Regions from separate parts of the Homo sapiens genome. Here region 2 is linked to region 1. Evidence: chromatin loops called from intact Hi-C (ENCODE). Cell type or tissue: Calu3. All regions are shown on one strand. Each heading gives the region's core, and the rest is flanking DNA. Links, peaks and the distances in the headings are about the cores only.

Evidence for each region. Peaks named below come from ENCODE experiments on the same cell type or tissue, not always from the same donor. Only the 100,000 strongest peaks of a DNase experiment are listed, where the experiment ranks them.
Region 2: it touches region 1 in a loop (2.2-fold over the local background); 2 of 110 quality-filtered maps call a loop at or near these places.

The regions. Positions count from the first base shown.
Region 1 is chr17:39,818,416-39,835,687 of GRCh38, forward strand. It overlaps IKZF3 (IKAROS family zinc finger 3), which reads right to left. Exons shown (of 8, transcript NM_012481.5): 2 at 13,683-13,736; 3 at 10,972-11,073. It also overlaps the pseudogene KRT8P34. Among named protein-coding and RNA genes, the nearest start is that of IKZF3, 37 kb to the right of the region's middle. RefSeq lists a silencer at 5,327-5,527 and an enhancer at 16,981-17,272. In Calu3, for the core only: no CTCF peak of the experiment used is centred there; DNase peaks (open chromatin) are centred at 9,016, 10,126 and 10,986.
Region 2 is chr17:39,880,262-39,893,333 of GRCh38, forward strand. No RefSeq gene overlaps it. Among named protein-coding and RNA genes, the nearest start is that of ZPBP2, 19 kb to the left of the region's middle. In Calu3, for the core only: no CTCF peak of the experiment used is centred there; DNase peaks (open chromatin) are centred at 7,990, 8,560, 9,240 and 9,770.

The sequences.
Region 1 (17,272 bases), core at 8,849-11,348:
AAATATTTTATTGTACTGAACTCACCTATTTTGGGATCATGGTTGACCATGGAACTGAAACTGCAGAAAGTGAAACCGCAGAGAAGGGGGACTACTATAATCTGTTTGCAGATTAATCACAAAATAATGGAATGATCTTTCAACGTTAAAATTAGCCTACTCAGGCCAGGAGTGGTGTAATCCTAGCACTTCGGGAGGCTGAGGTGGGCAGATCACTTGAGGTCAGGAGTTTGAGACCAGTCTGGCCATCTAGTAGAGATGGTAAAACCCCGTCTCTCCTAAAAATATAAAAATTAGCCAGGCATGATGGCACATGCCTGTAGTCCCAGCTACTCAGGAGGCTGAGGCACGAGAATCACTTGAAATTAGGAGGCGGAGTTTGCAGTGAGCTGAGCTCGCACCACCGCACTCCAGCCTGGGCAACAGAGCAACAACAAAAACAAAACAACAACAAAATTAGCGTATTCATTTCTTTCTGAATGAAGCTTAAAGTAAATAACTGTTTCTTTTCTCTTTCCCAAATTATTTAGAGTGATTGATCATATCTTCTCTATCAAGAACTGCATGACACTCCTAGACCCCTAGCAACTGAGAAAAATAATTTATTTACACAAACATCCTATTAACCCATTGACATGTAGTTGGAGGTAAGGCGATACTATTGTATGGGTTCCTAACAAGGTGCTTCACCACTTGGGTTTTTACAATATTTATTTTAAATTCCTATTGTTGAATGGAAATTATTGGTTTCTTGTTTATGTTTGAGTATTTAATCTGTTTTTTTTACCACAAACTATCTGAAAATATAAAACTCATAGGCTACCCCTGAACCCAAAGTAAATTTATAACATAAATTATAAATTCCCAAACCAACAGTGGCATAGGGATCACTATTTCAACTACAAATTTAATGGTATTACCTACCAGAACTCAGAAACTGTAACTCAGAAAAAAAACAAGCCACAGGCACAGCTATCATTTGCCTCATTCTGAGTGAGACTCCATGGATGTCACCTTCAAGAAGTTGCACGAAGCTGATACAACATCATATGCCTTTCCTCAGCACAAATGACCACATCCTGTGCCAGGCAGCATTTTTCTGTCTCTGTGGTTAAAAACTGGTACAAATTAATGTATAGCTCAGTACAGCTGGAATGTTAGTTGAAGCTGTGATTTGAATCTCAGAAGTTTTAGACAAATAACTCAATTTCTTGGTCTCTTAAGAAATTTAAGACAAAAGAAAAAGACTCTGAGAAATGATTTTCTTTTCTTGAAAAGGAGTCTCACTCTATTGTCCAGGCTGGAGTGCAGTGGTGCAATCTTGGCTCACTGCAACCTCTGCCTCCTGGGCTCAAGTGATCCTCCCACCTCAGCCTCCCAAGTAGCTGGGACTACAGGCACACACAAAGCTAATTAAAAAAAAATTTTTTTTTTGTAGAGATGGGGTTTTACCATGTTGCCCAGGCTGGTCTCGAACTCCTGACCTCCAGAAAAATCCGCCCACCTTGGCCTCTCAAAGTATTGGGATTACAGGCGTGAGCCAAGCCACTGCACCCAGCCTATTTTCTTTTCTTCCTTTAAGAAACTCATGTATACACACATATAACTGACCTAGGGCTTTCATTTAGTCACTTACTCAACAAATATTTATTGCACACCTACCACAGTAGGGCCAGGTACTGTTCTAGGTACTGTAAATATCTAGCAAGGAAAAAAATAGCCCAAGAAGGCTGGAAGGAGAGTAGACACTAAACAAAACTCCAAAGTTATCTGTGTTCAGTGTCATGCGATGAATTAAAACAGGGCTGTGTTAAAATAGTGACTGAATTGTCAGGAAAAGCTTTTCTGAAGAAATGACATTTAAGATGAGATCTGAGTAACAGAGTAACATTCATAAAGCAAAAGTGATTAGATTTATCAACATAAATATCACTATAAAATGTGAGCAATATTAATGTGAATATAATGCTCAAAACTCACAAAAAAGCCTGGAAGTAAGTACTCTGTAATGCTATTAGAGACTATCTTTGGGTGGTAGGATAGAGGTGGGGTTTTCTTTTTTCTTTCTATTTCAATGAACTTTCCAAACTGTGGTATAATACAAAAACATATTTGGTCTTTGTTCCTGCTCCCAGGATCAAGCACAGAACTTCTAAGCCCTTGGAATTTCCTAAGTGATAGGAGTATTGTTTTGCTTTGTTTTGTTTTGTTTTGTTTTTCTCACTAGATCCTCCTGCCTCAGCTTCTAAGTAGCAGGGGCAGGAGTGTCTTTTGTATTCATAACGAGCCCCTTTCAATAGCACCTTAGATTATGCTAACGAGGTAGCTGAGGCTGGGGCCACTAGACAGCCTCAGGATGGAGCTGTTCACCAGAAGGACCTGGTAATTAGAGCGTTGGACCTTTCAGCCCCACCCAGTGACCTCAGGGAAGAAGAGAGAGGAAAGGGAGCTGGAGATTGAGTCCTATAAACGTTCTTGAACAACAAGATTCAGAGAGCTTCAGGAGCTGGGGGTGTGGCATGCCCAGAGAAAGTATGGAAGCTCCACGTCACCCCTTCCTTGCTCTATGCCTCCCTTCCATTTGGCTGTTCCTGAGTTGTATCTTTTATAATAAACTGGTAATGATAAGTAAAGAAACTTTTTGAGCTCTGTGGGTCATTCCAGAAAATTACTAAACCTGAGGAAGGATGTGGGAACACTCAAATTTGCCCAAGTTGGAAGAAGTGTGGGTCACCTGAGGGCCTGGTACTTGAGACTGGTGTCTGAAGTAGGGGCGGTCTGTGGGACTGAGCCCTTAACCTGTGTGGTCTGTACTAATTCTCAGAGTTAGTATCAGAATTGAATTGAATTGTTGGACACCCAACAACGGAATGGCCTAGAGATTTGGTTGTGGATGGAAAACACCCCAGAATTGGAGTGGGATTTGCTAGATCAGCCCAGGCTCACAGAAACATATGGTTTGGAAGGATAAAATAAAAGGGTAGGGGATGAGGAAATTTTGATTCCTGAGTGGCCATATAGTCACCTAAGGAGCAGCAAAGGGGCTGTGATCAGTTACTAAAGGTAAAAGTTACCAGTGAAATTTAAAGATGAACCCAACTCCTGGGGAGCTGGTTCACTGAATGCTTAAGGAAATGCAAACTAATAAGAAAAAAGTGAAATACACAATCCAATGGTTATTGTTATCTGCAACAGCTAAAATGAAAGTTAAAAAGAGTGTTGGGTTGGACCTTGATGCTGAACCACGCTCAGATTCTGGTGGGCCTGAACTTCGGATGCTAGACCCAAAGCTGCCTCTAATGGAAAAAATATGTGGGAAAAACAGAAAATACCTCTAAGATCTCTGGTCACCAAAAAGAGAGTCCAGGTAGGGGAGGGCAAAACCAAGAAACTACTGAAACCAGGGGGTATAGTGTGAAAGAGTTACTTTATTTTGTAGATCAGTACCATCAGCTTCCTAAAGAATTTTGACTAAAATGAATTGTAAGAATAAATAATTTAGGGGCAGTATCTTGGCTTTTAAATGCTTCAGAGTGGAAGAGCATGTTTGGGTTTATATAGGATCCACAGCTCACTATGGAACAATCACAGATGGCTACACATGATCCAGACACAGAGCAGGTCATTCCTAAGGGAACAGCTGACCTGGTGGACCAGATAAGAGCCATTATAAGGTCTATTTACCCTGAGAAAGGGAACTATCTGACTTCCCCTTTCAATGCCAACTGGAATACCCCAGATGAAGCAGCTGATATGCTTCATATGCAAGCCATGTGGAACTGGCTTTGTGATAATCAAGATTCACACATTGAATATGCCCATTACCCAGGTGATATGGTTTGGCTGTGTCCCCACCCAAATCTCATCTTGAATTGTAAGCCCCATAATCCCATGTCATAGGAGGGACCCAGTGGGAGGTAAATGAATCATGGAGGTGGTTTCCCCCATGCTGTTCTCGTGACAGTGAGTGAGTTCTCACAAGATCTGATGGTTTAATGAGTATCCGATATTTCCCCTCTGGCACTCACTCTCTCTTCTGCCACCCTGTGAAGAGGTACTTTCTGCCATGATTGTAAGTTTCCTGAGGCCTCCCCAGCCATGCAGAACTGTGAGTCAATTAAACTTCTTTTCTTCTTTATAAATTACCCAGTCTTGGGTATTTCTTTCTTTTTTTTTTTTTTTTTTGAGATGGAGTCTTGCTCTGTTGCCCAGCCTGGAGTGCAGTGGCGCGATCTTGGCTCACTGCAAGCTCCGCCTCCTGGATTCACACCATTCTCCTGCCTCAGCCTCCTGAGTAGCTGGAACTACAGGTGCCCACCACCACGCCCAGCTAATTTTTTGTATTTTTAGTAGAGACAGGGTTTCACCATGTTAGCCAAGATGGTCTCGATCTCCTGACCTCATGATCTGCCTGCCTCAGCCTCCCAAAGTGCTGGGATTATAGGCATGAGCCACCGTGCCCAGCTGGGTATTTCTTCATAGCAGTGTGAGAGTGGACTAATTCAGTATATTGGCACCACAGAGAGTGGGGTGCTGCTATAAAGATACCCAAAAATGTGGAAGCAACTTTGGAACTGGGTAAAAGACAGAGGTTGGAACAGTTTGGAGGGCTCAGAAGAAGACAGAAAAATGTGGGAAAGTTTGGAACTTCCTAGAGACTTGGAGGGTTCAGAAGACAGGAAGATGTGGGAAAGCTTGGAACTTCCTAGAGACTTGTTGAATGGTTTCGACCAAAATGCTGACAGTGATATGGACAATGAAGTCCAGGCTGAGGTGGTCTCAGATGGAGATGAGGAACTGCTTGGGAACTGGAGCAAAGGTAACTTTTGCTATGCTTCAGCAAAGAGACTGGCAGTATTTTGCCCCTGCCCTAGAGATCTATGGAACTTTGAACTTGAGAGAGATGATTTAAGGTATCTGGTGGAAGAAATTTCTAAGCAGCAAAGCGTTCAAGAGGAAGCAGGGCATAAAAGTTTGGAAAATTTGCAGCCTGACAATGTGATAGAAAAGAAAAACCCATTTTGAGGAGAAATTCAAACCAGCTGCATAAATTTGCATAAGTAATGAGGTGCCTAATGTTAATTACAAAGACAATGGGGAAAATGGCTCCAAGGCATATCAGAGACCTTCACAGCGGCCCCTCCCATCACAGGCCCAAAGGTCTAGGAGGCAAAAATGGTTTCCTGGGCTGGGTCCAGGGTCACCCTGTTCTGTGCAGGCTCAGGACATGGTGCTCTGTGTCCCAGCTGCTCCAGCTGCATCTAAAAGGGGCAAAGGTACAGCTCAGGCTGTTGCTTCAGAGAGTACAAGCCCCAAGCCTTGGCAGCTTCCATGTGATGTTGAGCCTATGGGTGCATAGAAGTCAAGAATTGAGGTTTGGGAACCTCTGCTTAGATTTCAGAGGATGTATGAAAACATCGGATGTCCAGACAGAAGTTCGCTACAGGGGTGGAGCCCTCATGGAGAACCTCTGCTAGGGCAGTGCAGAAGGGATATGTAGGGTAAAACCCCCCATGCAGAGTCCCCACTGGAACACCGTGTAGTGGAGCTGTTAGAAGAGGGCCACCATCCTCCAGACCCCAGAAGGGTAGATCCATTGACAGCTTGTGTCGTGCACCTGGAAAAGCTGCAAGACACTCAACGCCAGCCCGTGAAAGCAGCTGGGAAGGGGACTGTACCCTGCAAAGCCACAGGGGCGGAGCTGCCCAAAGCCATGGGAGCCCACCTCTTGCATCAGCGTGACGTGGATGTGAGACATGGAGTCAAAGGAGATCATTTTGGAACTTTAAGGTTTAATGACTGCCCTATTGGATTCCGGACTTGCATGGGGCTTGTAGTCCCTTTGTTTTGGCCAATATCTCCCATTTGGAATGGGTATATTTACCCAGTGCCTGTACCTCCATTGTATCTGGGAAGTAACTAACTTGCTTTTGATTTTACAGACTTATAGGCAGAAGGGGCTTGCCTTGTCTCAGATGAGACTTTGGACTTGGACTTTTGGGTTGATGTTGGAATGAGTTAAGACTTTGGGGGACTGTTAGGGAGGCATGATTGTGTTTTGAAATATGAGGACATGCGATTTGAATGGGGGCCAGGGCAGAATGATATGGTTTAGCTGCGTCCCTACCCAAATCTCATCTTGAATTGTAACCCCCATTATCCCCACGTGTTGTGAGAAGGACCCGGTGGGATTGAATAATGGGGTAATTGAATTATGGAGGTGGTTTCCCCCATGTTGGTCTTGTGATAGTGAGTGAGTTCTCATAAGATCTGATGGCTTTTTTTTTTTTTTCCTTTTGAGACGGAGTCTCGCTTTGTCACCCAGGCTGGAGTGCAGTGGCGTGATCTTGGCTCACTGCAAGCTCTGCCTCCCAGGTTCACGCAATTCTCCTGCCTCAGCCTCCCAAGTAGCTGGGACTACAGGTGCCCACCACCACACCTGGCTAATTTTTTGTATTTTCAGTAGAGACAGGTTTTCACCATGTTAGCCAGGATGATCTCGATCTCCTGACCTCGTGATCCTCCCGCCTCGGCCTCCCAAAGAGCTGGGATTACGGGTGTGAGCCACCGCACCTGGCCAAGATCTGATGGTTTCATAAGTGTCTGGCATTTCCCTGCTGGCACTCGTTCTCTCCTGCCACCCTGTGAAAAGCTGCCTTCTGCCATGATTGTAAGTTTTCTGAGGCTTCCCCATCCATTTGGAAGTGTGAGTCAATTAAACCTCTTTTCTTTATAAATTGCCCAATCTTGGGTATTTCTTCATAGCAGCATGAGAACAGACTAATACACCAGGTCATGGTAAATGCCACGGTTAAGTGGTGTCTTAAGAATGTACATGTCAGATATGATATGGTAAAGTCAGTGTGGACACAAAGAAAATTAGAACAAGGCCCAGAAAGAAGTTTATCACATTCACAGGTCCCAGAGAGGTGGTTATTATGTGCTATGCAAGATCACAGGAGAAAGCACCAGTGTTGGTCAGGAGGCAGAAAAGAGGAATGAGGAAAAACCTTAGGTCAGAGCCTTAATTGGGGTTTCTGTGGAAAAGGCAAGGCAGGGCTGGGTAAACAGTTTAGGATTGGCTAGTTTTAATAATTCTGGTGGGCTCTAAAGCATAGAGATGGTCTCTGGTTGACTGGTATCTGGCCCTGGGATGACTTAGGGTAGGTGAAATATAGGCTTGGTGTGTGAGAATTGGGTAATGGCTTATGGCAAAAACCTGTGAGTACTTTCCAGCAATGACAACAATTGGATTTTGGACCAGAGAATTTCCATTTGAGGGGAAATTATTAGCCTGCTATTGAATATTAATTGAAATTGCTCTTATGATTGAAGGACAAAAAAATAATTTTAAAACCTAAAATATCAACGAAGTCTTGGGTGATGTCAGAGAAGTGTTCTAATGGGGAGAGCATTGCCCAGAAGAGTTCTATAATAACATAGAAATAGTTTATAGAGAATCATGGTACCTTAGGAATGAAAGGATGATATACTCAGGGGCAGGGATCCTCTTTTCCCCTACAATTGACTTTGGAACTATGTGAGGAGCTGCTGGATTCTATCATCACTTAGACAGTGCCCTATAAAGTAGTCTTTGACCAACAAAGAGATGCTTGATTTGTGGACGGTAGTTTTTTTGTTTGTTGAGACAGGGTCTCATTCTATCATCCAGCCTAGAGAGCAGTGACACGATCAGGGTTCACTACAGCCTCAACCTCCCAGGCTCAAACGATCCTACCACCTCAGTCCCCCAAGTAGCTGGGACCACAGGCATATGCCACCATGCCTAGCTAATTTTTAAATGTTTTGTAGAGACGAGGTCTCACTATATTGCCCAGGTTGGTCTTGAACTCCTGAGCTCAAGCAATCCTCCTGCCTTGGCCTCCCAAAGTGTTAGGATTACAGGCATAAGCCACCATGCCTGGCTGTGGATGGTAGTTTTAAGGTAAATGGACAACATCCTGTTTGGAACACCACAACTGTAATTAAAGAAGGTAAAAACAAATCAGCTTGGTGAGCTGAATAATCTGCTGTTTTCCTAGAAGTGATGGAAGAACTGAACAGTGATACATGCCCATATGTTTCAGTTTCTGATTCATGGGCAATGGCCAACAGCCTGGCCATGTGGTAAGGCAAGAGTGCAATGGAAACTTGGCATATTAAAGGGACTCTCATATGGGACAAAGCCCTGTGGAAATCACTATGGGAATTTGAGGGGTGCATTAAAGTAGGACATGTCAATGCTCGGTAAAAGACCCCCCTTCCAGATTTGGAAGCTGATCAGAACCAATTAGTAGGTATCACAGTGTGCGTGTTTGAGGTGAGCACGTGGGTCCATAAAATGAGTAGACAGGATGGGGGATGCTACAGCCACTGCAGAAGATGGGCTGAATTTGGACATATTTCCCTTGGACCTCCTGAGGCACAAAATAGCAACAAACTATTATGTCTGCCAATAAGAGAGACAGTTACTATAGGTGACTATGGGGAAGATTCCCCAGGGGGAAGACCCCACACATAGTTGGCAAGTGGATTGCATTGAAGAGCCAATGCTGGTAGTCCCAAGGGCTACAAATCATTTTTGTTTTTGTTCTTTTTTTGAGATGGAGTCTTACTGTGTCACCCAGGCTGGAGTGCAGTGGTGCAATCTTGGCTCACTGCAACTTCTGCCTCCCGAGTCCAAGCAATTCTCCTGCCTCAGCCTCCCCAGTAGCTGGGATTACACGTGAGTACCGCCACACCTGGCTAATTTTTGTATTTTTAGTAGAGATGGGGTTTAACCAGTTGGTCAGGCTGGTCTCGAACTCCCAACCTCAAATGATCTACCTGCCTCAGCCTCTCAAAGTGCTGGGATTACAGGTGTGAGTCACCACGGCCGGCCTGTTGTTGTTCTTTTGAGACAGGATCTCACTGTGTTGCCCAGGCTGGAGTGCAGTAGCAGGATCACAGCTCACTGCAGCCTCAACCTCCCAGGCTCAAGTGATCCTCCAGCCTTAGCCTCCTGAGTAGCTGGGACTACAGGCACACACCACCACACCTGGCTAATTTATTTGTATTATTATAATTTTTTTTTATAGAGATGAGGCCTCACCATGTTGCCCAGGCTGGGCCCAAATTCCTGGGCTCAAGAGATCCTCCTGCTTCAGCCTCTCAAAGTGCTGGGATTACAGGTGTGAGCCACTGCACCCAACCTATAAATTGTTTTTGACGGGGATAAACACAGACTCTGGAAGGGGCTTTGCTTACCTGGTTGTATACACAAATGGTCAGTACCACGAAAGAACCAGAACAGAAGATATTGCACCAATTTGAATGGCTGAGCCACATTTCTTTAGACTAAGGAGCACTCTACTTACAGCCCATAATGTCAAACAATGGGCAAAGAGCTATCCTCCTCAGAGTAGTAGTTTGATAGATATCTAAAATAGGGTAAGGTATAGGTGTGAAGGGTTGGTTTATGCATTTGCACAAGTGTGAGGTCACATTGAAATGAGCTAAGGGAGTGTTCCCACTAGGTAGATTCCTCTGTTTTTCTGGTGGATTAGGGAAGAGGAGGTGGGGGAGGATGCTGATATGACTATACAATTCTTGCCAAAGAGGAGGATATTGGTGTGATGACTATTCTTTTTTTCCTTCCCTACATTGTCACATCAGCTTTCTCTTTCCTACCAGATGCAGTGGTTGCAATACCAGCACTGTAATTACAAGTGCCAGAAACAGAGATGATTTCTAAAGCAAGAAAGTGTAACCGTAGCTTTAAACCTTTATGTCAGAACTCCTAAGGGCCTGATGAGGCAGGCTGTGCCTTTACCCCATCTGGCAAAATTGGGGTTAACATTGAATGCAGATGTATTGCCTAGTGGTAGAAATAGCCCACTAGTTCCGTACCTGTGTAACCCTATCCTGTATGTATGGGAGTTGACTGAGGGAGAGGTGCTTGCTAGACTAGTATTGCTGCCTACGATCTAGACCAGTGCAGTGGTCAAACCTAATATTCCTCCCAAAGGTGGGAAAGTTTGGGCATAAACAGTAAGAAGGAGGAAGAGTAGCTGAGAGTAAAGGAATGAATAAATGAGTTATGTAACAAGTCCTGTGAGTCATCCTAGCAAATTATTAAACATGTGGAGGGGAGTCCCCGATTTTGTAGCTAAGTCAGACAAAAGTGCAGGTAACCTGGGGACCTGGTACTTGAGACTGTTGTCTAAAGTAGGGAGAGTACTGTGCAGTACTGTGAGACTGAGCCTGTAACCTGTGCGGTCTACGCAAACATCAGGAATTACAATCAGAATTGAATTGAAGTGGGCTGGGTATGGTGGTTCATGCCTGTAATCCCAGGACTTTGGAAGGCTGAGTTTGGCAATCACTTGAGGTCAGGAGTTCCTGGCCAGCCTGGCCAACATGGTAAAACTCCGTCTCTATTAAAAAAAATACAAAAATTAGCCGGGCATGGTGGTGGGCGCCTGTAATCTCGGCTATTTGGGAGACTGAGGCAGGAGAATCACTAAAACATGGGAGGCGGAGGTTGCAGTGAGCCGAGATTGCGCCACTGCACTCTGGCCTGGGCGACAAAGTGAAACTCCGTCTCAAAAAAAAATAATAATAATAATTGAATTGAATTGTTGGACACCAAGTCATTGTCGGAAAACCAGAAAATTGGTTTGTTGGTGTCAGAAAACACCCCAGACAAACTTTCTACAATAAACATGTATTACTTTTATAATGGAAAATAGTCAAACATCATGTTTTAAGTGAAGTTAATATAATTGGAACACTGGATAAGCACCTTAAATTCTCAAAATTTGCTGATAACCTACAACTATGAAATGCAAATATTTGTGAAATTAACAAAACAGAATCACTCCTAACTAAACCTACAATTGCAAGTTTTCCTTGGAGAGCTGATTTCTTCTCTACACTAAGCCTAAGCAATATCTACAGGCATCAGTGTTTAGTCTGCACACTACGGCTCACCTCCTATGTCTTCATCTTCATTGGCTGGGCCTTCTCCACTGTCCACATTTTCCATTTCATGAGATTTGGTTAAACTGTAGTCATTCAAAACCGCTGCACTTTCTAAAAGATAAAAGGAATTTTAAGTATGTGGTTCAACGTTAAAGGATTTTTATAAATATATATTAAGTAGACCCCCATTTAACTTTCAGCTTCACACAATCCTTTAGTGACAGATAGTACCCCTTCACACATACCCAAAAGGGATGTATACATGAAAACTCTTGAGGTTTAGAAATAAGCCCAGGGTTCGCAGTGGCTCACGCCTGTAATCCCAGCACTTTGGGAGGCCGAGATGGGCAGATCACCTGAGGTCAGGAGTTCGAGACCAGCCTGGCCAACATGGTGAAACCCCATCTCTACTAAAAATACAAAAATTAGTTGGGCATGGCGGTGCATGCCTGTAATCCCAGCTACTCGGGAGGCTGAGGCAGGAGAATCACTTGAACTCGGGAGGTGGAGGTTGCAGTGAGCCAAGATAGCACCACTGCACTCCAGCCTGGGTGACAGAGTGAGACTTCGTCTCAAACAAAAAAAAAAGAGAAAAGAAATATGCCCAGGGTTCATGTACCCTCTGAATACACACAACTTTCTTGAATATTTCTTTCATCTGAGTTAAAGGGCACTCATGTTCCTTCTGGAGAAAAACTATCTCTCCATTGGTATATCTCACGATATTCAGTAGGATGCCATTGCTATTTATGACAAAGTAGTGACCAGAAATACTAAGCGTGCAAACACTGGCATAACCTAATTTGGGAAAGATGCTTTCCTAGGAGGAAGATCTGTAAGCTTTCTGTATGCCAAATTCTGTTTTTCCCTTCTGTTCACATTATAAATGTGATTCTGTGGAAAACATATTGGACCCCAAGTTTCTTTATTTGTTTGAACATTTACTGAATGTTGACAAGGCTACAGATATGAATAAGTCATTATGTCTTCAAGGAGCTCATACTTTGAGATATAGATAAGAGAAGCCCACAACTCTAACACATGGTAGGCTCAGACAAAGGATTAAATAAAGGAAATACAAAGTGTTATTAAAGTTCATAAGTGAAAGGGAGCAGACATAATAAAGACATGCTTAAACAAACAGCAAACTTGTTACAAAATAAGTTTAAGAGAAATGTATAATAAATATTGATAATACTAGAAGAAAAAGGAACAATGCAACTGGAATTATTTTCACATATAGGCATAGTAGCTTAACAAAAAGATGATAGCAGAAGAAATGAACTGAAAAGTTACCCTCTTTTTATCTAACTCCTTCCCAATCTTCAATAAAATATTTGCTGAGTTCCCATTAATATAAAAAATAGTCAAAGACACTGAATCCTGTGGCACTGAGGCTGGGCTGAAGTAGGGAGGTAACTAGAAGCTCTGCAGTGGCACTCCTTTCAGCTGAGCCATGACCAAACACACGCGGGAGCGAAAGAGAAACACGTTTCACAAAACCCATCACTAAGAGCCCCTGAAAATGTGGTCACCATGGACTCAGTGTTTGATTTATGAATATCTGAAGTTTCTAATTTCTGCATATTATGATGTATACTCTGTGAACTCTAAGATACCATTCTAAACAATGGTTCACTTTTCTCAAGCCTGAAATGACTAAAATATAGTGGACACCTAAACAATTAATATGAGATTTAGGTTCAGTTAAAAGATGTGATTGGCCGGGTGCGGTGGCTCATGCCTGTAATCCCAGCACTTTGGGAGGCCGAGGCGGGCGGATCACCTGAGGTTGGGAGTTCGAGACCAGCCTGACCAACGTGGTGAAACCCCGCCTCTACTAAAAATACACCAGGCATGGTGGTGCATGCCTGTAATCTCAGCTACTCAGGAGGCTGAGGCAGGAGAATGGCTTGAACCCGGGAGGCTAAGGTTGTGGTGAGCCGAGATCACACCATCGTACTTCAGCCTGGGCAACAAGAGCGAAATTCCGTCTCAAAAAAAAAAGAAAGAAAGAAAGATGTGATTACAAGTTACAGTAACACAAAAAGGCATTTCAGTGATAAATTAAATTTTGTAATATAATGTAAGCTTTGATTCACACAGTGAGTTAATCAATGGAGGACACAGAAGTTATTTTCAGGAAATAAATTATTGTAAATGTTTATAATTTATTCTAGAGCAGGGATCAGTAAACTATGGCCTGAGGTACAAGTCTGACCATAGCCTGCTTCTGTGTGGGCCCAAGAGGTAGGAATGGTTTTTACATTTTTTAAGGGTTGTAAGAAATACAAAAAATAATACGTGACAGAGACCATATGTGGCCTGCAAAGTCTAAATATTTACTATCTGGCCCTTTACAAAAAAGTTTGCAGACCACTGTTCTACAGTAAAAATCGCAAGTCATTCAAATACAAGCTACTATATTATTCAACAAAAACTGTCTTCAGAGCAATGAGCTGAAAAATCAAAAACAAACAAACAAACAAACAAACAGTGATCAACATTAGGTAGTGTATGTTTGGCCCTAAGATGCTAAAGAACTTACATGATCTAAATGGATGAGTTATTTTTTCATCAGCAACAGACAACCATATTTAAAAAAAAACACACACACATTTCCATAGCATTTTTACTGCAACCAGAATAAGCACATTCCTCTCTCTTTGGTATTTTTTTTAGTAAAGGTATATTTCCAGAGAGGAAAGACCTGATGTTACCTGCGGGCACAGACTGCTCCTGAGTGCTTTTCAGTTCCGCATTTGTTTGTATATCTGAAAAGAAAGAGGTTATAAATATTAGCTACTTAGGGTACATTTCTACAGGTTTGAGCATTCCAAATTTAATAAGGGATACCATTTCGGAAAACTTAACAGCAGAATTCCTCTTTCAGAGCAAGATTACTCTTTCTCTATATTCTCCCTAAAAGCCTTTCAAGGAGCATGAAAAAAAAATATTGATGCAGCAATGTTACTCTAAGAACTTTCTGCCAGAGATCTACTTACACCAAGAACAATATGCAAAAAGTGGGTTCCATTAGAAATAATTTCATATATTCTTTATTCTTCCCCAATATTTTATTATGAACACATAGAAAAAAAGAGTTCAAAGTGGTATATATATATATATGTACATATATATGTACATATATATAATGAAATACTATTCAGCAATTAAAAAGAATAAAATCATGTCATTTGCAGCAATATGGATGGAGCTGGAAGTCACTATGTTAAGTGAAATAAGTCAGGCACAGAAAGACAAATATCACATGTTCTCATTCATATATGACAGTAAACACGTTGATCTCATGGAGGTGGAAAGTAGAATGATAGACAGGGTGTGTGGGTGGGAATGGGGGATGAAGAGAGATTAGTTAATGGGTAAAACATATAGTTACATAGAAGGCATAAGCTCTAATGTTTGACAGCAGAGTAGGGTGACTATAGTTAACAACGACGTATTATATATTTCAAAATAGCTAGAAGAGAGGACTTGAATTGTTTCCAACACATAGAAATGATAAATACTCAAGGTGATAAACATTCCAAATTCCCTGACTTGATTATTATATATTCTATGCATGTAACAAAATATCACATGTGCCCCATAAATATGTAAAATATTATGTATCAATAAAAAATTTTAAAAAAAGAACTGCACAGTTGAACATCCATTACTCACCCTCTGGATTCTACAATTAACATTTTGCTATTTTTGCTTTCTCACATATGTTTCCACCCATTCATCTCTCAATCCATTCATCGATCCAGCTTTTTCAACGCATTGCAAAATAAGTTGCAGATATCAGTATACCTCAGTCCTAACATTTCAGCATGATTATTATTAACTAAAATTCAATATCTGTTTACAAGATTTTAAAAAGTAAATTTTACATACAGTGATATGCATGGATCTTAAGTGTACCATTCAATGAGTTTTTAAAAATGCATATCCTCATGTAATGCAAACCCCTATCAAGATACAGAACATTACCATCATCCCAGAAAAGCTCCCTCACATCTCTTCCTAGTCAATTCCCACCCACATACTCCAGAGACAACTACTGTTTTGACTTTTTCCACCATAGATTAGTTTAGCCTATTTTAGAACTTCATAAAAACAGAATCACACAGACATATGGTATAAATTATTTTGCCCGAGGCTTCTTTCACTCAACATAATGTTTTGAGATACATCCATTCTGTGGTGTTTATCAGTAGTTCATTCTTTTTTATTGCTAAGTAGTATTCCATATGAATATCCCAGTTTGTTTATCCATTCTCCTATTGATGGACACCTAGACTGTTTCCAGTTTGGGCTATTTATAAGTCAAACTACTATGATATTCCTTTTTAAAATAATAAACTTTTAAATTTTAGAGTAGTTTTAAATTTATGGAAAAATTGCAAAGATAGCACAGAGAGTTCCCATATACCCCACACCCAATTTCCCCTATTATTAACATCTTATATTAGTATGGTACATCAGTTATAATTAATGAATATATATTCATACATTATTACTATCTAAGTATTCAGATTTCCTTAGTTTTCATCTAATGTCCTTTTTCTGTTGCAGGATCCCTTCCAGGATCCCACATTACATTTAGTCATCTTGTCTCCTTAGGCTCCTCTTGGTTGGGACAGTTTCTCAGACTTTCCTTGTTTTGATGATCTTGACAGTTTTGAGTACTGGTCAGGTATTTTGTAGAATGTCCCTCAACTGGGATGTGTTTGTTTTTCTCATGATTAGACTGGAGCATGATCATCCTTGCACAAGTATTTCTGTGGTCATATGCTTTCATGTCTCTTGAGTCAATACCTAGGTGTGGAATTACTGGGTTATAGGGTAGGAGGCATATATCTAGTTTCAACACAGTGAAACTAGAACTTGTTCAAAAGTGCTTCTTCCCTCTACTTTGGGCTTAACTTACTCTGCTTCTGCCCTCTTAAGGTGAAATTTTAGTGACTGACTTTATTCCTTTCTTCTTTTCTAATTGTAAACATTTAAAGCTATAAGTTTTCCTGTAAGCATTGCTTTAGCTGCATCTCATAAATGCTGATGTTTTGATTATAATTCAGTTCTAATTTCCCTCGAGTCTTCTGTGATCCACTGGTTATTTATAAGTGTTTAATTTCCAGATATTTGGGGGAATTCGGGAATTCTTTAGCTAACTTGTTATTGAAGTCAAATTCCATTGCACTACAGTCAGAGAACACAGTCTGTGTGACTGTAGTCCTTTTAAAAGTATTAAGACTGGTGTTCTTGGTGAATGTGCCATGTGTAGTTGAGACATATGTATGTTCTGGTTTTTGTTGGTTTTCTTTGTTTGTTTTGTTTTGCTTTGCAGATCTGGCTGAGGCTTTATTTTGGAGGAAAAAAAAATGATGTAATTGTTTTGTAGCTGGAGGCATGGGCAAGGGGGGTATCCCAGGCAGTAAACTCCCCATGGGTGGGCTGAGGGTTAGGGCTGAGCCTCAGGTGGGTCTCCTGTTCCCTATACTCCCCTGCACAGTGGCCTCCTCCACAGGCTCTGGAGAAGCCATGGGAGGGGGTAGGCTGGGAGGGGCTGCTATGGCCTTTCACCTGGGCAGGACATCAGAGGACTGGGACACCAGCTTCCCATCGTGGTCTTGATCTTCTTCACAACCACAGCCCTAGAGAAGCAGGCACAGCCAAAGGAGCTGGAGCCCCCGCCAGAGCCAAAGCTGGATCCCAAGCCATAGCTGAGGCCAGGGCTTGTAAGGCCCCTGTAGGCTGAGCTCAGCCCACCTGAGTAGCCCCTGGTGGTCTTCATATGGATACTCATGCTCTGCATCCCAGACTTCAGCTGGCTCTCCTTGCCCTCCAGCAACTTCCTGTAGGTGGCGATCTCAATGTCCAGGGCCAGCTTGATGGTCATCAGCTCCTGGTACTTGAGCAGCTGACGCGCCACGTCCTGCTTGGCCCACTGTAGGGCGGCCTCCAGCTTGGACCCCCTGGCATTGGCATCCTTAATGGACCGCTCCCCACACATACACAATGGCGGCCTCCAGGGAAGCCCTCTGGCCTTTGAGGCCCTCTGTCTCAGACTGGAGCCGGCTGATGTTCCAGTTTATCTTGGAGATCTCCGTCTTTGTACAACGCAGGTCATCCTGTGCTTCCCAGGCAGGGTCTGCAGCTCCTCATACTTGATCTGGTGCATGCTGTCAGCCTTGGCCTGGCTGCGGTTGGCGATCTTCTCATACTGGGCCTCGACCTCAGCAATGATGCCGTCCGTGTCCAGGGAGCAGCTGTTATGCGTGGACAGCCCCACAGATGTGTCCAA
Region 2 (13,072 bases), core at 7,851-10,350, 61 kb after region 1:
ATGCTAATATAAATGATACTGTGCTTTTAATTTCAAAGTCCAAATGTTCATTGCTGTTATATAGAAAGGCAATAGACTTTTGTATATTAACCTTATATCCTGTGACTTTACTATAATTACTTAGTTCCAGGAATTTTTTGCCTATTCTTTGGGATTTTCTACATTGACAATCATATCATCTGTGAACAAAGACAGTTTTATTTCTTCTTTTCCAATCTGTATACCTTTTATTTTCCTTCTTATCTTATCGCATCAGCTAGGACTTTGAGTATAATGTCGAATAAGAGTGGTGAGAGGGGATATCCTTGCCTCATGCCCAGTCTAAAAGAAAGGGAAAACATCTAGTTTCTCACCATTAAGTGTGATGTTAGTTATAGACTTTTTGTAGACTTTCTTTGTTAAGTTAAAAAATCCCCTCTATTCCTAGTTTGCTGAGAATTTTTATCACAAATGGGTAGTAGATTTTGTCAAATGCATTTTCTGCATTTATTGATATGGTCATATGATTTTTCTTTAGCCTGTTAATGTTATGGATTACATTAATTAATTTTTAAATGTTGGACCAGCATTGCATATTTGGAATAAATCCTTCTCGGCTATGTGAATAAATATTTTTATACATTGTTGGATTTAATTTGCTAATATTCTGTTAGGGATTTTTGCATTTATGTTCATGAGATATATTAGTCTGGAGTTTTACTTTTTGTAATATCTTTATCTGGTTTTAGTATTAGAGTAATGCTGGCCTCATAGGATATGAGTTAGGAAGTATTCCCTTTGCTTCAGTTTTTATGGAAGAGATTATAGAGAATACGTATCATTTATTTCTTAAATGTTTGGTGGAATTCACCAGTAAAGCTGTCTGGGCCTCTAACAAATACTAGAATGTACTTAAAAATCATAGTGAAGGGGCTGGAATAGTGTAGCAGGCAGAATAAGGGCCTCTCAAGGATGTCCACATCTTCATCCACAAAACCTGTGAATATGTTAAATTACATGTAAAGGTGAATTAAATAAAGTTACGCAGAATTAAGGTGGCTAAACATTAAAATAGGGAGATTATATTTGATTATCTTGGTGGGTACAATGTAAACACAAGGGTCTTTATGAAACAGGAAGAAGGAAACAAATGAGAAAGAGAAAGAGGTGGGGATGGCAGAAGCAGAGTCAGAGAGATGTTATGTTGTTGGCTTTGAACACAGAGGAAGACAGCCATGAGCCAAGGAGTGCAGGTGGCCTCTAGAAGCTGGAAAAGGCAAGGAAATGGTTTCTGTAGAACCTCCAAACAGGAACAAAGTCCTGCAAACACCTTGTGTTTAGCCCAGTGCGACTCATATTGTATTTCTGGCCTACACAATTGTAAGATGGCAAATTTTTGTGATTTTGTTTTGTTTTGTTTTTTAGAGACAGGGTCTCACTATATTGCCCAGGCTGATCTTGAACTCCTGGGGAATTTGTGTTGTTTTAAGCCACTAAAAACCAAAACAACAACAACAACAACAACAAAACTATCTGGGCCTGATGCTTTCTGTCTTGGAAGGTTATTAATTATTGATTCAATTTCTGGCTGGACATGGTGGTGCACACCTGTAATCCCAGTACTTTGGGAGGCCGAGGCTGGCAGATCACTTGAGCTCAGTTGTTGGAGACCAGCCTGGCCAACACGGTGAAACCCCGTCTCTACTAAAAATACAAAAATTAGCCATGCGTGGTGGAGGGCACCTGTAATCCCAGCCACTCAGGAGGCTGAGGCACGAGAATTGCTTGAACCCAGGAGGCAGAGGTTGCAGTGAGCCGAGATCACGCCACTGCACTCCAGCCTGGGCAACAGAGCAAGACTCTGTCTCAAAAAAAATAAATAAAAATAAAAAATTAAAAAAAAAATTCAATTTCTTTAATAGATCTAGACCTATTCAGAGTATCTGTTTCTTCTTGTATACATTTTGGTAGGTTTTGTCCTTTAAGTAATTTGTTCATTTCATCTCAATTATCAAATTATAGAATTATTTATAATATTCCTTTATTATCTTTTTAATGTCATTAATGACATTAATGTTTAGTAGTGATAATCCCTCTTTTATTTCTGATATTAGTAATTTGTGTCTTCCCCTTTTTTTTCTTGGTTAGCCTGGCCAGAGTTTTATCAATTTTACTGATGTTTTCTAAGAACCAGCTTTTGGTTTCCTTGATTTTCTCTGTTGATTCCCTGCTTTCAATTTAATTGATTGTTGCTCTAATTCTTATTAGTTCTTTTTTTCTGCCTGCTTTAGGTTTATGTTGCTCTTCTTCCTGTAGTTTCCAGAAACTTGTACCTCTAATCTAAGGCACATGCTTAGATTATTGATTTTATATTTTTCCTATTTTCTGATATGTGCATTCAATGCTATCAATTTCCCTCTAAACATTTGCTGAATCCTACAAGTTTTTATAAGTTGTATTTTCATTTTTGTTTAGTTTAAAATATTTTAAAATTTCTTTTGAGATTTCTTTGACCCATGTGTTATTTAGATGCCTATTGTTTAATCTCCAAATATCTTTTAATTTTCCAGCTATCTTTCCATTATTGATTTTTAGTCTAATTCCATTGTGGTCTTCAGGCTTACTGTGTATGGATTTTTTTTTTTTTTTTTTTTTGAGACGGAGTCTCACTCTGTCGCCCACAGGGAGTGCAGTGGTGCAATCTCAGCTCACTGCAACCTCTGCCTCCCGGGTTCAAGCGAGTCTCCTGCCTCAGCCTCCCAAGTAGCTAGGACTACAGGCGCCCGCCATCATGCCTGGCTAATATTTTTATGTATTTTTAGTAGAGACAGGGTTTCACCATACTGGCCAGGCTGGTCTTGAACTCCTGACCTTGCAATCCGCCCGCCTCGGCCTCCCAAAATGCTGGGATTACAGGCATGAGCCACCAGGCCCGGCTTGCTTTTATTGTTTTAAATGTGATCAGTACTCGGGAGGCTGAGGTAGGAGGATCGCTTAAGGCCAGGAGTTTGAGACCAGCCTGGGCAACATAAGCATCTCTTAAAAATTTTTTGCTCAGGTACTCTGTTAACAATGTCCAGAATGTTGTTTATCTTGGTGAATGTTTCATGTGAGCTTTAGGAGAATATGTATTCTGCTATTGGTGGATGGAGATTCTGTAAATGTCAATTAGATCCAGTTGATTGATGATGCCATAATTCAACTATATCTTTACCGATTTTCTGCCTGCTGCATTTGTCCGTCACTGATAGAAGAGTGTTGATGTTTCCAAGGATAATAATGGGTTTGTCTATTTCTCTTTGCAGTTCTGTTAGTTTTTAACCCACCTATTTTGATGCTCTGTTGTTAGGCACCTATAAACGACTGTTATGTCTTCCTGGAGAATTGACCCCTTTATCATTATGTAATACCATTCTTCATCCCTGATAATTTTCCTTGTTCAGAAATCTACTTTGTCCAAAATTAATATAGCTACTCGAGCTTTCCTTTGATCAGTGTTAGCATGGTATACTTTTTTTTCTTCCTTTAACCTAATGATAACCAGTTGCTGATAGGTAGCTATTCTGAAATGAGGACTTTCTGTCAAGATAGTGATGTTTTATTTTCACTGTGAGCTGGCTTTGTTTCCTGCATAACTATAACAGATTGCTAATTAACATTGATAAATATATCTCATTACTTTTTCCAATCACCATACAGGTTGAGTATCCCTTATTCAAAATACTTGGGGCCAAGCATGGTGGCTAACATCTGTAGTCCCAGCACTTCAGGAGGCTGAAGCAGGAGGATCACTTGAGGCCAGGAGTTTGAGACCTGCCTGAGCAACATAGTGAGACCCCGTCTCTACAAAAAAAAAAAAATTAAATAGCTAGGTATGGTGGCATGTACCTGTAGTCTCAGCTACTCACAGGCTGAGCTATGATTATGCCACTTCACTTCATCCTCAGTGACAGAGCAAGACCCTCTTTAAAAAAAAAAGACAAAAAACCTTGGGGCCAGCAGTGTTTCAGATTTCAGATTTTGGAATATTTGCATTATATCTACTGGTTGAGCATCCCTAATGCAAAAATCAAAAATGCATCCCTAATCCGAAATCAAAAGTGCTCCAATGAGTATTTCCTTTGAACATCATGTTGACACTTAGAAAAGTTTCAAATCTTAGATTTTCAAATTAGGGATACTCAAACTGTATCTTTCCAAAATAAAGCAGTTCTAATTCCACCGCATATTGGGGGCTAAATTTTACCAGTACTGCTTATGTATCCTGCCGTGGTTTTCTAAGTGTGTTATATATTTACAGTTTTGTCTCTTGAAATAGACAATTTTACTCTGGCATAGAGCTATTTATTACTTCTAATGACATGTTGATGCTACTTTTAGGCATTTTATTTTAATTTTATTGCAATAGGTTTAGGGGTACAAGTGGTTTTGGTTTCATGGTTGAATTGTATAGTGGTGAAGTCTGAAATTTTAGGGCACCCCTCACCCAAGTAGTGTACATTGTACCCAATATGTAGTTTTTTATCCCTCATCCCCCTTCCACTTTCCCCTCTTCTGAGTCTCCAATACTCATACGCATTATACCACTCTGTATGCCTTTGCATACTCATTATTTAGCTCATACTTATGAGAACATATGGTATTTTGTTTTGTTTTGTTTTGTTTTTTTTGTTTCGAGACAGGGTCTTGCTCTGTTACCCAGGCCAGAGTGCAGTGGTACGATCTCGGCTCACTGCAGCCTTCACCTCCTGGGCTCAAGCAATCGTCTTACCTCAGCCTCCTGAGTAGCTGAGACCACAGGCATGCACCATCACACCCAGCTAATTTTTTTTTTCTTTGGTAGAGCCAGGTTTTGCCATGTTGCCCAGGCTGGTCTCGAACTTCTGAGCTCTAGTGATCCACCTACATTGGGCTCCCAGATTTCTGGGATTACAGGTGTGAGCCACCACACTCAGCCAGTATTTGGGTTTTTTTTTTTTTTTTTGGTTTTGGTTTTTTAAGACAGAGTCTCACTTGCCCAGGCTGGAGTGCAGTAGTGCAATATCGGCTCACTGCAACCTCTGCCTCTCTGGTTCAAGTGATTCTCGTGCCTCAGCCTCCCAAGTAGCTGGGATTACAGGCATGCGCCACCATGCCCAGTTAATTTTTGTAGTTTTAGTAGAGACAGTGTTCTGCCATGTTGGCCAGGCTGGTCTCAAACTCCTGACCTCAAGTGATCTGCCTGCCTTCGCCTCCCAAAGTGCTGGGATTACAACCATGATCCACTGTGTCCAGCCTGGTTTTTTACTTCTGAGTTACTTCACTTAGAATAGTGACCTCCAATTCCATCCAAGTTACTGCAAAATACATTATTTTGTTCTTTCCTATAGCTGAGTAGTATTCTATGGTGTATACATGCCACATTTTATTTATCTACTTGTCAGTTGAGGGGCACTTAGGTTGGTTCCATATCTTTGCAACTGTGAATTGTGCTGCAATAAACATATGCATGCTGGCTGGATGCAGTGGCTCACCCTGTAATCCCAGCACTTTGGGAGACCAAGGCTGGTGGATTGCTTGAGCTCAGGAGTTCAAGACCAGCCTGGGCAATGTGGCAAACCCCCGTCTCTACCAAAAATACAAAAAATTATCCAGGCTTGGTGGCTTACACCTGTAGTCCCAGCTCCTTCTAGGGGGCTGAGGTGGGAGGATCACTTGAGTCTGGGAGGCAGAGGCTGAAGTGAGCCATGATCATGCCACTGCACTCCAGTCTGGATGACAGAGTGAGACCCCATCTCCAAACAAACAAACAAACAACATATGCGTGCAGGTGTCTTTTTCATATAATGACTTCTTTTCCTTTGGGTAGATACCCAGTAGTGGGATTGCTGGATTGAATGGTTGGTCTACTTTTAGTTCTTTGAGAAATCTGCTATTGTTTTCCATAGAGGTTGTACTAATTTACATTCCCACCAGCGGTGTATAAGTGTTCCCTTTTCAACACATCCACACTGACATCTATTGTCTTTTGACTTTCTAATAATGACCATTCTGGCTGGGGTAAGGTGTTATCTCATTGTGGTTTTAATTTGCATTTCCCTGATGATTAGTGACGTTGAGCATTTTTTCATATGTTTGTGGCTCTTCAAAGGGTCACACGAGTCTGGACACAATGGCTCATGCCTGTAATCAGAGCACTTTGGGAGGCCAAGGCGGGCAGATCACCTGAGATCAGGAGTTTGAGACTAGCCTGGCCAACGTGGTGAAACCCTGTCTCTACTAAAAATACAAAAACTAGCTGGGCTTGGTGGCGCACACCTGTAATCCCAGCTACTTGGGAGGCTGAGGCAAGAGAGTCACTTGAACTCGGCAGGTGGAGGTTGCAGTGAGCCAAGATTGTGCCACTGCACTCCAGCCTGGTCAACAGGGAGACTCTGTCACACACACAAAAAAAGGATCACACGTTACACAAGCAGATACACAGTTTATCTGTGGTATTAAAATTTCATGGGAAGGCAATTGTGGGGGGAAGTCTTAAAAAAAAAGCTTCCTAAAGGAGGGGAAAAGAGGCTGGCAACCCCTGGCATAAAAGATTAAACCCAAAATTGGCATCCAAAGCCTTCTACGGTCTGGTTTCCATTGACCTTTCCACCTTGATTCCTATCATTCTACACTGGGGGACAGATTGGACTAAATCTCTTAAGTTCTCTTCCAGCTCTAAGAATGTAAAGGTCTTTTCAGTTTGAACCCTTTTCTGTAACAAGACTCATCTTGCTTTCTCCTAGACAGACTACACTTATTCCTCATATGTAGAATGCCCTTCCATCTTTGTTTCCACGTTATTCACAACACTTCTACCCACACTGATCAGTTTCTTCCATAAATGTATTGTCTGCTACTGCTAATTTTAGCATGGAACCACATTTTTGTTACAATTTACTTTTTTTCTTTTTTCTTTTTCTTTTTCTTTTTTTTTTTTTTTTTGAGACAGGATCTTGCTGCCTTGCCCAGGCTGGAGTGCAGTGGTGTGATCACAGCCCACTGCAGCCTTGACCTCCTGGGCTCAAGCAATCCACCTGCCTCAGCTTCTGGAGTAGCTGGGACTATAGGCATGTGCCACTACACCTGGCTGATTAAAAAAATTTTTTTTGTAGAGATGAGGCCTCACTATGTTGCCCAGACTGGTCATTTAACATTTTTAAGCCTCTTTCATTATTTGTAAAATGAAAGGATTATATTAAATCCATAATATCTCTTCCAGCACTGAATCTAGGTTTAATGTCTTTTCTATCTTCTGTATCCTTTCCCCACCATCCCCTACTAGAATAAACTCCTGTGAGCAGGAACTTCCTCATACTAACCTTTGAATGCCCCCCACATTTCTATGCATTATAGCTGTAATAAGTAATTGAACTGATTAAATTGAATCTGCATTCAGAGGTAAACTTGTGGTTATATCCTACTTGCTACTTATTTTGAATCTTGAGAATATTTGCAGCCAGGCATGGTGGCTCATGCTTGTACTCCCAGCACTTTTGGAGGCTGAGGCAGGCAGATTGTTTGAACCCAGGAGTTCAGAACCAGCCTGGGCAACATGATGAAACCCTGTCTCTACAAAAAAATTCAAAAATTAGCTGGGTGTGATAGCACACACCTGTAGTCCCAGCTACTTGGGAGGCTAAGGTAGGAGGATCGCTTGAGCCCAGGAGGCAGAGGTTGCGATGAGCCAAGCCAAGATCACACCACTGCACTCCAGCCTGGGCGACAGAGTGAGACCCTGTCTCAAAAAAAAAAAAAAAAAAGCCAGACATGGTGCCTCACGCTTGTAATCTTAGCACTTTGGGAGGCCAAGGTGGGCGGATCACATGAGGCCAGGAGTTTGAGACTAGCCTGGCCAACATGGCGAAGCCCCATCTCTACTAAAAAAAAAAAAAAAAAAAAAAAAAAATTAGCTAGATGTGGTGGCACACACCTGTAATCCCAGCTACTTGGGAGGCTAAGTCATGAGAATTGCTTGAACCTGGGAGGCTGAGGTTGCAGTGAACTGACATCCTCGCACCGCTGCACTCCAGCCTGGGTGACAAAATGAAACTCTGTCTCAAAAAAGAGAGAGAGAGAGAGATAATATTTGCCCCTTGATACATTGATTCACACTTTTTCCATCCCCTAACCCCGATCCATAGTAAACTATTTAAATATTATAACACAGTAGAATTAAAAGCTTGTGTTGAATTAATATTTTGCAAATGTTAACCCATTAACAACAAAATTAAATGAATGTAATATTCTTTATCTCATTAGCAGAGACACAAAGCCCTAAAATGGCAACAAAGTTATTATATCTTCTGACTTATTCAATGGAAACAGAAGTTGTAACAGCATTCCTACAATTTGCTGCTGAAAAAAATCCCACCCTTTCCCTTTTTTTTTTTTTTTTTTGAGATGGAGTCTCCCTCTGTTGCCCAGGCTGAAGTGCAGTGGCACAATCTCGGCTCACTGCAACCTCCACCTCCCGGGTTCAAGCGATTCTCCTGTCTCAGCCTCCCGAGTAGCTGGGATTACAGGCGCACGCCGCCATGCCTGGCTAATTTTTTGTATTTTAGTAGAGTTGGGGTTTCACCGTGTTGCCCAGGCTGGTCTCAAACTCCTGAGCTCAGGCAATCCACCCACGTTGGCCTCCCAAATTGCTGGGATTACAGGCATGAGCCACCGCACCTGGCCTCCCTCTTTTTCATCTTGATTCTGTATGTGTACATTTGTAGTACTTAGAAGTCACATTTCACAGGATTGTACCTACCAAAAGAGTCAGTATTGAGAATTTTGTATTTTGTACTTCTGCAAGAGTATTTTCCAACACTAGTGTATTATTAATAAACTAATGAACATTTGGTTTTCATTTGCTTGTTTCAACAACCATTTTGGCATGTATGTGGTGTTAATAGCTTAATGCTTTGAACTGCAGGTGCCATATCTTCATGTATTGTAAATGTTTCTGTCTGAAGCAGTTAGAAAAACTAATGGATCTACTTAGTTCAGATTTAGTAAAATTTTCTGGTCGTATGTGAAAGCATTAGTTTATTGAAGTATAAGAAAATCACTGATTACAAACTTTCAAGAGCACAAACATTTAGCCTCTATGGACATATTAGCTAGCCTATCAGAGGTATTATTGGGGAATAAAAGGCTAACAGTTTATGTACCTTTCTAATCAATGATTAATAAAATCTCTTGTAAGAGCCTGTGTGTTGTCACCGGACATTTTTATCTTACCTTAGGCTTTCTTATCAGCTGCAAAGCAGACTATCCTGAAATTCTTACCAAGATATGTGTTCTTAGGTTACCTGTGTATTAACCTGCTCAGAATATCCAGAAGAGAAGATGTCCAAATGTAATCTAGGCTGACCTTTTTCTGCCAAATTGTTTCAGTTGCAGATTATGGACTCTTGCCTTTCATTTTCATTATATTCTTACAGTTTTTTGTTTACTTCACATCTTTAAAAACAAAACATTACAGGTTCATTTAAAGCCTCTTTATACTTTTCTTCTACCACTATTCTCTTATCCCCCCCAAGAATTAATCACCACTCTGAAATTGGTAGGTATCCCTCCCATGTAAGTTTTTTGTTGTTGTTGGGTGGGGGTTGTCTTTGTTTTTGTTTTTGTTTTTTCTGAGACTGAGTTTTGCTCTTGTTGCCCAGGTTGGAGTGCAGTGGTATGATTTCAGTTCACTGCAGCCTCCGCCTCCCAAGTTCAAGCGATTCTCCTGCCTCAGCCTCCTGAGTAGCTGGGATTACAGGGGGCGCACCACCATGCCCAGCCAATTTTTGTATTGCCCAGGCTGGTCTCGAACTCCTGACCTCAGGTGATCTGCCACCTCGGCCTCTCAAAGTGCTGGGGATTATAGACATGAGCCACCACGCCCGGCCTTAAGTTTTGTAATCATTTAATTTTTACATCAAAGGTGTAATGCGTATGCTTTGCAACTTTCTTTACCCATATTTTAAAAAATTCTGTTAACACATGAAGATTTGATTCCATTCCTCCTCTATTCCACTACATTAATATGGCAATATGTATTATTTTCCATCTATTAACTGTATGTGCATCAGTCAGGGTCCAATCTCGAGACAGAAAATACACAGTAATTTGATTAGAGGAAGTTTAATATGAGGAATTATTAAATGTAACAAGGGATTGGAATAATAAGGAATTGCCTAGTAAGATGTAAGGAGAACTCTAAAGAATAGAGGAATAACAGATATACATATATTTTTAAGGCAATACCACTAGGACTGAGAGTGTCTAAGAAAATCCACCATCCCCTAGGGCTGAGGTCCAGCTTGTTAAAATGAGCATAACCATGGGTCACCAGATGGAAGAAAAGTCATTGTCGTGCTAAAAATACACTCTCTAGAACTTGTCAGAGACCCACCCTCTGCGGTGCCAGGAAAAGCTGTACATAGGGAAGTTTCTCACTAGAGACACTCTGCTATAAAACCACAGAAGGAGGCCAGGCGTGGTGGCTCATGCCTGTAATCCTAGCACTTTGGGAGGCCAAAGTGGGCAGATCACTTGAGGTCAGGAGTTCGAGACCAGCCTGGCCAACATAGTGAAACCCTGTCTCTACTAAAAATACAAAAATTAGCTGGGTGTGGTGGTGGGTGCCTGTAATCCCAGCTACTTGGGAGGCTGAGGCAGGAGAATCGCTTGAACCCAGGAGACAGAGATGGCAGTGAGCCAGATTGTGCCTCTGCACTCCAGGGCAACAGTGACACATCATCTCTAAATAAATAAATAAATCCACAGAAGGAGGAGGAGTTGTCAGTGGTGCTGCTAGCCACCAGGCACTGCAGGGTATGGACAATGGAGAAGTTGAACATGCTACCAGAGCCTGCCAAAGCAAGAACTCAGAACCTACAGTGTCTCTCCAGCACCCCTTTCTGACAGTTCATTGTTGTGCCAGCTGGCAAAGGAAAAATATTATCAGAGCCCAGATTCATTTTCATAGAGCAGGCAAAAAGGATGAATTTGGAGCTGAGAGACAATAAGTTGCTAACTGTCACAGTCTAACCTTTTGGCTATTTGACGTCCACATGCACCTTTCTATACACATTTGAACTCTTGTTCATGGACAAAACAATTTTTATTTTTTGAGACAAGGTCTCTGTTGCTCCCGCTAAAGTGCGGTGGCACAATCATAGCTTACTGCAGGCTTTGAACTCCTGGGCTCAAGCGATCCTCCTGCCTCAGCCTCACAAGTATCTGGGACTACAGGCACGTGCCACCACACCCAGTTAATTTTTAAAATTTTTTTGTGGAGACAAGTTCTCTCTCTAGAACTCAGGCTGATCTCAAACTCCTGGGCTCAAGTGATCCTCCCGCCTCAGCCTCTGAAAGTGCTGGGATTACAGGCGTGAGCCACCTCACCTGGCCACAATTTTATATTCTAAGAAGATACATCTATCCATCTTAAAAGTACTTGCTGTTTCCCCAAAATGTAAAGATATGTAGTCCCAACAGTCATTGTTTCTATTGCTATTTTAAATACTTCTCAAATTCAGTCACAGTTCCACTGAATATTCTTACCTAAAGACTAAACTGTAAAATTATCTACCAACAATCTGTATATTAAAAACTGGAAAGGAGAGAGAAGAAGGATAGCATATTAAAATAAAGGTATTGGCTGGGCACAGTGGCTCACACCTGTAATCCCAGCACTTCAGGAGGCTAAGGCGGGTGGATCACCTGAGGTCAGGAGTTAGAGACCAGCCTGGCCAACATGGTGAAATCCCGTCTCTACTAATAATACAAAAATTAGCCAGGTGTGGTGGCACACACCTGTAATCCCAGCTACTCAGGAGGCTGAGGCAGAAGAATCGCTTGAGCCCAGGAGGCAGAGGTTGCAGTGTGCTGAGATTGTGCCACTGTGCTCCAGCCTGGGCGACAGAGCAAGACTTTGTCTCAAAATAAATAAATAAATAAATAAAGGTGTGAATACAAGAAGCAAAGAGAAAATATGCAAAGCTACTTTGTTTCTGTGATTGGTCATTAAGGTTGTAGTTTATACCTATGGCTTCCTTCTGCGGGAAGCCAATTCCGTGTTATTCTTGCCCTCAGTCAGAACTTCAGTTGCTGTGGGTTCTTTATGTGGTGGAATGACTGAAATTTTATTGCCAAAGTGTCTGAATCTTTATTGTTCTTACCCCTTCTCCTCCCCACACCTGTTTTTTGGTTGCTACGTAGTTTTCCATCAACCTTTACTATTGAAGATGGAAGAACTAGAGGTACCTCAGAGAATCTGGGTTCCAGACATAGTCCTCCTTTCTACCCTTGTGTAGCAACTCAGTTTCCCATTGGTCATCAGGATCATTCTCTCCAGCCAGATTAACTCTCCTTTCTCACCTCATCCCCTTTTTTCCCTGCTTAGTTCAACAACATATGGAGCCCAAAATGTCCAGGTGACAGTCTCATCTTCCAAACCAGGGAAGAACCATTGTGGTGTCTCCTTGTGGAAGCATCCCCCTCTTGGGAACAAAGATCTCCAAACCATCAAAGCTCAAAGTTACCAGGATAGAGAGCGAACATTCTTCTAGTGGGTTATTGGGTGGAATAGTGAGAGGAGCCACTCCTACACCCACTCTTTGATTCCTGGACTATCCTGGCTATGAGGGAGACAGCACTAGATAGTGGCCTCTGATTCAAAACCTAAACTGCATCCTGTAAAGCAGAACCCATTTCTTTCAGGGTGTTGTCTCCCAGTTGACACTGTAACAGATTTTAGTGAGCCATTTCACCTTTCCGTTAAGCTAATTGCTTCTAGGTGATGGGGAGTGGAGTAAGACCAGCGAATTCTACGGCCATGAGCCCACTGCTTCACTTCCTTTGCAGTGAAGTGAGTTCCCTGATCAGACACAATGCAGTGTGGAATGCCATGATGGTCGATAAGGCATTCTGTGAGTTCACAGGTGGCAGCGCTGGCTGAAGCATTATGAGCAGGGAAGGCAAACCCACATCCAGAATATGTGTCTATTCCAGTGAGGATGAATCTCTGTTGTTTGGATAGTTTTATTCTGTCGGCATAAAAAAAACTGGGCACACAGGTTAATGACTAGGT